Linked DNA regions of Homo sapiens: region 1 is linked to region 2. Evidence: chromatin contacts called from ENCODE Hi-C or POLR2A ChIA-PET data. All regions are on one chromosome and are shown on one strand. The core of a region is the stretch at or near the end of the contact, and the rest is flanking DNA. Distances in the headings are between cores, read along the strand shown. Region 1 holds the start of CTIF (cap binding complex dependent translation initiation factor). Region 2 holds the start of ZBTB7C (zinc finger and BTB domain containing 7C).

Region 1 (5,007 bases), core at 2,508-5,007, 130 kb before region 2:
AAGGTGTTTTTTCCCCATCGCTTCCTTCTGCATTTGCTCTAGAATAAGAACTGGCATCTTGGGCCCCTTGAAACCAACATATGTGAAACTAAGTTCCAGGGTGACTGCTCTAAAATATTTATGATTTGTTCCCTCCTGTAGGCTGTGTTATTGCATTGCAACTTAACTATCTCTGCTCTACTATCTTTGTAGAGAAGCAGAGTATCTGGCCTAAGTGAGGCTGGTGCTTCATAAACATTTGCTGGACTTAATTAACATTTGTTAAGTTTTCTTTGTATGCACTTCTAGATACACAAACATGTAGGTGCCCAGTACATATTGAGTGAATGGTTAATTAATTGATTAGTTGGCTAAACTTAATAACCCTCCAGGCTGTCTGACAGCCTTCACATGCATGAATTCTGAGAAATCCATGCAGGCATGTATAAGTTCTTTGCTCCTTGAATTCAATAAAGACTCAATGAACACAGCCATACAAACACAGGTAAGTGTTACATGAACAGGCATACCATATACATTTATTATATGCACATATGATTCTGGTAGAAACTGGATGTATCACAGCTGCTATCCATTCACCAACAGCAAATTATTAAATGCGTGGTAATAACAGCAATGCAGACTTCCGTTCTTTAGTGGCTGCTCTCATTAGGAATGGTTAACAAATCAAGAGTGTTTTGAGAAAGAATATGTGTCAGCATAATATACTCTATTTTTTAGCTTCAGTATTTCCTGAGGTGTCAAGAATCCATACTCAGAAAAAAAGTGGCCACTATTAATTAAATGCCATAAGCTGAGAAAAGGGGGAATGTGGCCCTTCCCCCACCCAGAGGCCTTATGCAAGCCACATTTTTGAGCCTCAGTGTGTTCATCCGTAAAATGGGGCTAATACTCTCCTACCTCACAGGACCCTCTTAATAAATGCTATGATATCTGGCGGGGGAGGGGGGAGGTTCTGGGGGAAGAAAACCTGCCCTGTAAGGTCATACAAACATATTATTATTCTAGCAAGCTGTTAATCACTGATGACACTGTGCCCTAGAATGTGTTACAAAATTGCTGCCTCTGAGCATCCATTATCCAGGACAGATACTTGACACAGATGAGGTGATCTGTGTGTAAATCGAATCCTGTGTCAAACACTCAGGAGTTTCCCCAGACAACCTGAGCGTGTCCTGGCCATCCTCTAGCGTCTGTTCGGTGCATTCTGTTCACGTATAATTGGGTTTTCTTGAAAGCCAGGCCATCTCCTCGCGCAGCCCGAGCCTGCTAGGAGCCTGGATTCCTGAGGTTTTCAGCCCAGATCGGGCCCTGGGCAGGAGGAACTGGGAACGGACAGCCGGCGGCCCCTCCCTGCGCTCTGGGCGGCTCCTTCCTCTCGGCCCTGGCTCCAGCAGCGGCGGCGCTCTCTCGCGCTGTGTCACTTTCGCCCTACGGAGGCTCTAGCCGCGGCCGAGCCGGCGGCTCCAGCGGCTTCCTCCTTGGTCGCGCGGGCCCCTGGACTGGGGGATAATCCTCGGGCCGCAGAGACACAGCGCCGGGCGGGCGGCGGCCTGGGCCGGGCTGGGGCGCGCTGGGCTTGGGCTCCCACTGTCCCCAGACTGAAGAGCCGGGGCTGCGGTTGGCAGTCGCTGACTCTCTCCCCGGTCTGCGAAGGCAGCGGCGGCGAGCGCGGGCACGCACACCCATAGAACGCCTCGGTGCGGGGTCACCCCAGCGTGGACTGGGGGCGGCGCAGCCAAACCAACCCCCCGCGCCGCCGGGTGGACCCCCAGTCTGCCGGGTCACGGGGCGTCGCGGACGCGGAGGGAGGGGCTGTGTGACTCCGGCCGCACAGCGGACCTGGGACTCCTGCACCGAAGACCAGCACACGCGACCCTACGGTCTTCCCCGGCCCACAGCCGCACGGTCCCCTCTCCAAGTAACTCGGGCGCGCGCGCGCGGGGACACACGACCCCGACTTAGACAAGGAGGGGGCTGGCGGGACAGGTCGCGCGGAGGATCGGGGCCCACGCTTGTCCCCACTACGCCGCGGTCTGCGGTCCCCGCCCCCCACACACACCGGAGCCGTGTGTACACACAAACAGCCGGGCGGGGGAGGCGACGCCTCACTCCTCGGGGTGGAGACGCACGCGGCGCCGCCAGTCAGCCCTCCCCTCTACACGCCGCACACCCCGCGGTGCTCACACCCCCCAGCCCCAACCCTGAAAACTCCGCGGAACCAAACAGAGCCAACGCCGCCCAGATAACGGGCTCGGACCACCCCCCTCCCGATTGTCTTTTACCATCAATAGAGAAACACTCGGCTCAGGCGCGCGGTGTCCCGGACGCCCCCTCCGGCCACATCCAGGCACCGGCACGCGGCCCTCCGAGGCCCCAGACCTTCGCCGCAGCCCAAGCCATCGCCCCCCCGCCCGCCCTCCCCCATGACCGGCGCCCGGGACAGTTACCTGCTCGTCGTCCTGATGAACCCGAGCCGGAGCCCACCCCACGGCCTCTCGGGTCACTCGCCACCCAGAGGTGGCTTTTCAGAGCCTGTCAAGTGAACCCCTCTCCGCCGGGCGTATCTATTCCCCAGGCCCGATTGCACCGCAGCGACAGGAATAATAAAAAAAGCCAACAGAACCACAACCGTTGGGAATAACCAAAGGGGAGACCGCAACGGGTCCACCGATTTGGTTTCTTCCTCTGCTCCCATCCCCCGCTCCCCCCGCGGCCCGCGGGCTCACCGGGGACGCAGGGAGGGGGCTGCGCCCTGTCTAGACGACAGCCATCCACAGACATCCCCGAGCCCGCGGGGACGGGCGCGCACACTCACACACGCCCGCTGCCACAGACACAATCAGTCACCGGGGAAGGGAGGGGCGGCGTGGCGACACACTCTCGGGGTCCCTCCCGCAGCCCCGAGTGCCGCAGCCCCCGGCCCCCAAACGCCACCCCGAGACGGGCTCCCTACCTCGGCGGAGCGCGGTCTGAACAGCTGCAAGTTTGGCTGATACTAAACCAACTGCTCGATGCAGCAAATGCGGGCTTCAAAACAAAAGGGAGAGGAATCGCGCTCGCTCTTTTCCTCCTCCCAGGTCGGAACCCGGCACATGACAGCGGCTACACCGCGCAGCTCCAAAGCGAGCCGGGCTCCAGCCGTGCGTCCCCCAAGAGCCCCCCTTGGCGCCGGAGCTCCAGGGCCACGACACCCCGCGGGGCGGGGAACCCGGCAGGGAATGGGACAAACCCAGGGAGGGGGCGACACTGTGGAGTGCAGTTCCCCACCGAGGGGGAGGAGGGGATGGTAGATGGGTGCGGACACCCCGCTGGCCCAGGAGCAGGGATGGGGGGAAGGGGGCTGATTGTTTGGGGCGGTTTTCCCGGATTTATCTATAAGCACGCCCACGTCACGCAGCCCTCCTCCCGGGTCCCCGAATCGATCAGCAAGCTGAGATGACTATAAGAGGAGGACGGGCGAGGAGATGCTCACCTCGGGGTTCCTCTGGCCGCCGCGCCAAGCCCGAGTCGGGGGTGGGGGAAGGGGGCAGGGAAGGGGAAGGGAGGGACGAGGCTCCGGAGAGCCGACTCCTGCCTCGAGTTCGGAGCGTCCCAGCTGCGGAGGGGATCGGGCGCCCCAGCGCACAGACCCAGCAGAGAGGGGAGGGAGGGAGGGAAGGGAAACAGGGAGGGAGGGGCGGGTAGGGGGGAGGGAGTAGAGGAAGGAAAAAAAATGATCCCTGATCTGACACAGGGAAAGAGAATGTAGGAGAGTGACGTTCAGGCCCCGCCCTCCCCTCCGGCCACGTGCAAAGACTTGAAAGGAAAGAGGGCGGCTGGAGGCCTGCTGGGTAATGTAGTTCGCCTTTCTTTTCCAGGATGGCGGGCCCTGGAGAGCAGGGTGGCCCCAGGACGCTCGGGATGTCGCCTTAGCTGCCAAGACAGCCCAGTCTAGCGACGCCAAAACCCGCCGCCCAGCGACCCCACGGCGCTGGCGCAGCCCTGGGTGGGGGCCTCTGCGGTGGGAGAACTGGGGGCTTAGGCGCAGTCCAGGCTTACAGGGAAACGTTGGTTTTAGAGTCCGAAAGGCTTTAAGGATGAGAACGTCCGTGCCGAAAGTGCAAAGTCTGTGCTAATGGCAGATGAAAAGGAGCTTTGTGTATGCACTGGGGGGCCCAAGTGGCGTGATTAATGCTGCACTAAATGCCACCGTCGGTTATTGAGATGCATATGTTATAATTAACATTTGAGCATCTCTGTGTCGGGGGCTGGCTGTTGTAATTAGATACGCACTTTGCAACCAATTAATTTTCCTTCGGCCAAGCTAAGGGCTGGGACGGGGTGGTTGGGAGAATTCAACGTAGTGGATAATTCAGTAATGACTTAACCAGATCACCAATGTTTTGGTTAAAACTGAGCTTGGCACAGAGAGGCCTTCAGGAGAAATACTGAATAAAATACTGTATGCCCCAACAGGGAAGGGGGCTAGAAATTCATTAGAGGAACTGTGTGATGCAGTATAAACTGCTGTAGAAACCCATTTATTCATTAGTTTATATTCACATTTAGTGAGCACTTTCCACAGACCAGGTGTGTCTAGGAATGCCAAAACAGGTAAGACTCACAGTCTCTGCGCTCAAGGAGCTCAGTCCAGTATTAGGGACTACAGTCAATGAAAGTATTATACAAGGGATAAGTCAGCGCTTAACACAAAGTGCTGTGAAATTCCCCCCACCACACAACCTGGAGCAGCCAACTGGATGGAGGGTGGGTGGGGTCTGGGAGAGGGTCAGGAAGACTTCCTGGAGGAAGTGATACTTGAGCAAAGAATTTCTAAGTTTTTTTTTCTTTTTTTTTTTTTTTGGAGACTGAGTCTCTCTTTGTTGCCCTGGCTGGAGTGCAGTGGCGTGATCTTGGCTCACTGCAAGCTCTGCCTCCCTGGTTCATGCCATTCTCCTGCCTCAGCCTCCCAAGTAGCTGGGACTTCAGGCGCCCGCCACCACACCTGGCCAATTTTTTTTTTTT
Region 2 (4,982 bases), core at 2,416-4,915:
TCTAAATATAGTTCAGACTAGATAATAGTGTTGTATCTATGGTTAGATCTGGATTTTGATTATTATATAAGAACGTCCTCATTGTTAAAAAACATTCACTGAAGAATTTATCAGTAAAGGAACATCATATCTTCAGCCTATGCTCAAACAGTTTAGAAAAAAAGAATATGTATATACAAAGAAACAGCAGGGTAAAGCAAACATGGGCAAATGTTGGCACATGGAGATTCTGGGTGAAGATATATGACAATTCTTTATATTATCTTTGTAACTTTTCTGTAAATCTGAAATTATTTCAAAATAAAAATTAAAAAACGAACTAAGAAAAAATAAAAAATATCATGCAAACTTAGGGACTGAGTCCAGTGCTACCTTTTCCAGGAAGGCACTTCACCCAGTCTGCCTTATGGTAGGTAATACACACCATGATTTCCTTGAATTTCTCTTCTGCTCTGATTTATTCAAAGCCTCTTCCCTCTTTCTCCTCTAGAGGCAGCATCGCAGGGGAGGATGCTCGTGAACTTCTGAACTCACGAACCTGGATCCAAATGCTGCCCCTGACACTACCCAGCGGTGGCAACATGGCCATTACCACCACTATTGATATCAGATTTTTCATCTATAAAACGGTTACAACAAAATATATTGCATACAGTTGTCATGAGAAACATATAGCAATGGAAACCGTAAGTTCTAATCTAGAAAGAGCTCTGTAAATGTTAATTCCCCTCTTTTTTCTTGAATCAGTCTTTCAACATCCTCGGGAAATAGGTAAAAATTTGATCCCAATTCTCAGATAATTTATTTAGAGTTTATCACCATAACTAATATTGACAATTTACAATGTGCTCTACAGTGCTTAATACACAGTAACCCCTTAATGAATGTTGTTCATGGGGCAACACTTGCCCTCGCCTTTTCTCACCCGACCATTCCAGCATCTCTATGGAGTAGAAAGGGACCTACTATTATCTCCCTTTTTACAGATTTGGAAATGGAGGCTTTAGAGAGTTGAATGACATGCTTTTTTTCTAGGATACATGGCTGATAACTGTTAAAGTTTGGCAGTAAATTCTATTAATTATTGCAAAGCAACGTTTACCATTGCACTTACATCCAAACTAGTACGTTGCAAATAAATCTTACAGCACTCACTGGATCTCCATGCTTACGCTATTCCATGAGCTAAAGCTATAGAACATCTACTTTGAGCCAGAGAAGAGAGGAGAAACTTTCTGATTTAGAGCCACATTTATATTAGAGTCTATTTACTATTTACTAGACTCTTTACTATTAGAGTCTAATTTACTGCCCACATCCCTCTTTTCTCAACCTAAATGCCCTTTTTATGGCTGTAGCTGCCCTCACCCCCAGAACTACATTTCTATTTCCTGCAGGTGTCTGGGCATTTGCAGGGCTGGGATCCTCTAGGTGCTCTCTAAATGCATCCGCATGCTTGGCATGAGGCGCAGCCAGACTTATGGCTTAGAAGCGGGGCCATATCAGCTGGGTCAGCAGCATTCCAAGTAACTGAAAACCCTTTAATGAAGGGAAGCAAGACAGGCAACTTAATTTAACAGAGAGACAAACCTAATATGAGAGGGCAGTGGCTGCCACAGCTGCTGAAAGCGAGATATATTATTTTGCCATTCTGGAAGCTTTAGCAACTTGGAAATCTGACATCCTGAGCCTGAACATACCTTAGGTTCCACGATAGACTATCCTAGATTTACATGTGCATTTGAATAGTTTGGATAAGATGGCTGTCCAAACTGTTCATTTGGTGAAATTTACTTAGTAGGAAAAACCAGATCTCTTTGGCAAATTAAACGTGACATAATTGTACCCAAACCCTACGTTTCAGATCCCTCTATTCATATCTAGTTTTCCACTCTTACATCCTATTCCAGAGCCCGTTTTCCCTTGTTTTCACTACTCCCAACGTACTATCTTGCAATGTGCGTTTATTACACGAATGAATGAAATGGTTTAAAAAAAAATCCCAATAAGTGATATTAGGAAGAGGCACCAAAGGTTCACAAACTTATTTTTGTGAATTCTGTAAAAAATGTCATCCAGTGTCTTCAGCATTAAAGGACACAGCAGCAGCCCCACTGCCCTTTTATTAATCCGTAGCCAGAATGGGCACTAGGCGGCCGGGATTCGCCATCTCGCCTCTCCTGGGCGCCAGGTGCGCCTCAGATAAGCGCAGCCGGGTAGGAGTTTGAGGACGACAAACTTTCCCGCTTCTGAGGGAGGAGCCCCGGAGAGGACCCGCTGACGTGCGAGGGTGCTGCCTCCGATGTACTACCAAGGAGGGCGAGGGTTCCTATGTCTGTCTGGAGCGCAGAGGGGTGGACTGCAAAAAGGTAGGAGGCAAAGCCAGCTCGAGTTTCCCCGGCCCGTAGCTGGAGGGAACATCTGCCCAAGTGTCGCCTCGCCCGAGAACGCTCACGCCCTCTCCAGGGCCAGGACCCTTCCTCCTCCCCTCGCACTGGCCCTTCGTGGCTTCCAGCACCGCTGAGCACTCGGCGTCCCAGCGAGATTCTCCTGCCCCGACAGACTCCGAGGGGGCGGGGCCCGGCGGGACGGGGCGGGGACAAGCCCTCCCCGGGCCCGCCCGTTGGCATTGTTGCGCGGTGATTGGACGCTTCGGAAGGCCGCCTTCCAGGCCGACCCGGGGAGTGACGGGCGGCCAGCGGCTGCTCCCCGGCGTGTGGGGTGCGGAGTGCGGGGCCCAAGGCTCCAGAGGGGTGGGGACTCCGGGCCGCAGCGCCGCCGAGCGCGATTGCCCGCTGAGATTCGGCGCCCCGGGGTGCGGCAAGCTTGCGGTTTCAGGTGCTGGCTAGGCGTCTTGGTGCGCTCGCTGGAGTGCCGAGAGCATTTGGGAAACTTAACTTCTCGCCCCCACTCCTTGCTCCCGACTTTCGGGTAGAAAAGCAGTTGCCGAGTTGTTTTATTTCCTCCCCCATCGGACTCTGTAAAAATAGCCGTGCGCCGGGGCGGCAGAGCCCATCTCTGCCGCACCGCTGCCCCGGGTCGGCAGAGCCCATCTCTGCCGCACCGCTGCCCCGGGTCGGGTGTGGACCTAAAAATACCCGGCGGTCCCAAGCCTGCGCTGGGGGTGCGGGCGGGTCCGGCCGGGCCGCAGAGGGCGTCAGGAGACCGGAGAAACGGCGGCCGCCTGGCCCCCTCGCCTCTGCCGGGGCTGTCCCTTTAAATCCTGGAGGAGGCAGAGAGAAAAAAGGAAAGAAAGAGAAAAGACGCGGAGCCCCGAGCGGTTGGTGGCGGTGCCCGGCCCCCCCACTCCGCCTCCGCGTCGGGTCCTGACTCCCGCCCGCAGCCTCCGCCAGTCCCGGGCGCCCCCCGCCGCGCCGCCCACTCGCCACAGTTACTGTCAAAATAGAAATTAGCGGAGCCGGGCGGGGGCTGCGGCGCAGCAAGTGCATGTGCCGCGCGGCGGGGAGGGGGCGGGCGCGAGCGACAGGCGACCGCACACATCCGGGCCCTTTAGCCCTGTGCGCCCCCCGAGCCGGCGGCGCGGGCGCGGGGCGCGGGGCGCGGGGCTGACAGCCGCGGCGCGGGAGGCGGGGCGCGGGGAGGGCGGAGGCGCGGCGCGGGGAGGGAGGAGCTGCCCGCTCGCCCGCTGCCGCCGCTCAGCTCCATACCCGCCGGCGCAGCCCCGCCACGAGACTCTGACAGCGGCGCGGCCGGCGAGGCTCGGGCGCGCAGGGACCGGCGGACACCGGCGGCGAAGGAGGACGCCAGGACTGCGTCCCGGAGCCAAGTGCGGGAGGCGCGCAGGGCCGGCGGCGCGCGGAGGTGAGCGGCTTCGCGCGCCGGGCTCGGGCGCCGGCTGCCGGGGTCGCGATCTCCACAGCACCTCGGCAGCCGAGGCAGTTCGGGAGGTCGCGGGGCGGCGGGCGGGTGGCTTTGCTTGGGCTGCGCCGGAAAGCGATTGCGGGGGCCGTTGCTAGGAGGCCGGCGGTCCGCGCGCCTTGGGGCGCCGGCTGGAGCAGGGGCGCCCTCCGCGCGGTGGGCAGGAGGCGGGGGGCTGCGGTGGCTATTCAGGGGCTCCGTGCGGCAGCCATGCAACGGAGGAGGCGGGAGGAGGGAGGGAGGGAAGGAGGGAGGGGAGAGCCAGCGGAGAGCGAGCCAGCGAGCGGGCGCCGCGCCTCCTGGCTGGCACCGCGGCCCGGAGCGAAGTGGCGCGCGGGGCTGGAAAGGAACTTCTGCGGGCGCGTGCGGCCCGGGGCTCGGCGGCGCCTGCGGGCCCGAGCGGGGCGGGCCCGTCGGCAGCCACAGGTGGTTTCTGCCAAAAGTTTTACCGCACTTCTGCCTGGAAGGCGCGGGAGCGTTTTGGTGAGTGACGTTTTCCTGGGACTTTTGCAGTCTCACTTCGCGCTGTCTTTTCTTGAAAATTGGAAAATGAGCTGGAAAGGCTGGGATCCAGCACCTCTCGATGAGATCTGAGCAGAGTACAGTCCTTGCCCGAGGTGTCGCTCATGCAGGACTCAAAGATCCTTGCTGCTGTCAAGTCGGGAAGCTGGGGGAAATGGGCGCACGCACACAGTTCCTCCAAGCCTCGGACAAGTGAAGCCGAGCCTGGCCCGGTGCCTGTCGCCGCGCGGGGTAGTGCGAGGTCTGTTCCCAGCGACACGCACGGGAACTGCGTGCGTCTTCTCTCAAGGTGTGTACGTCTCTTGCTCCGTTGAAAGCGAATTGTCTCTGGCCGCTGTGCTGCTTTGTTTTTCCGGTTGCTTGTCTGGTTTTACTAGGATGAAGGCCAGGAGGAGCCAAAGAAAAGCGAAGCGGCAGCTCCCGTTATCTTTGCAATCTGCAAAGCTGTGGAGGCTGGTACCCAACCTTCCGCGGCGCGGGCGCAAGGCCGAGGGGAGCTGGGGGTGGGTGGCGTGCGCTGCCTGTATGGGAAGTCTCGCTGGACCATGCGCAAGGCTAGAGCCGGAGTTTCTGGTGCTTCT

What was found. A loop is a pair of places that touch in the nucleus more often than their neighbours do. ChIA-PET counts read pairs that join two places held with the same protein, here RNA polymerase II (POLR2A). Pooled maps may share reads with other maps.
Region 1: a loop to region 2 is called in a map of ascending aorta, with 3 times the contacts of the local background. The contact joins the promoter of CTIF here to the promoter of ZBTB7C in region 2. A Hi-C loop is called at or near these places in 2 of 168 maps with a recorded cell type or tissue (ascending aorta and naive thymus-derived CD4-positive, alpha-beta T cell), 3 of 37 single-sample maps with no recorded cell type and 23 of 50 pooled maps. POLR2A ChIA-PET finds 5 or more read pairs at or near these places in 1 of 52 experiments (endothelial cell of umbilical vein).

The regions. Positions count from the first base shown.
Region 1 is chr18:48,537,781-48,542,787 of GRCh38, reverse strand. CTIF (cap binding complex dependent translation initiation factor) reads right to left here and starts at 3,757. Exons shown (of 12, transcript NM_014772.3): 1 at 3,476-3,757. RefSeq lists an enhancer at 1-237 and silencers at 1,392-1,871, 2,192-2,281, 2,712-3,071, 3,572-3,651.
Region 2 is chr18:48,408,066-48,413,047 of GRCh38, reverse strand. ZBTB7C (zinc finger and BTB domain containing 7C) reads left to right here and starts at 3,665. Exons shown (of 5, transcript NM_001318841.2): 1 at 3,665-3,822. RefSeq lists a silencer at 2,497-2,876 and enhancers at 4,147-4,764, 4,765-4,982.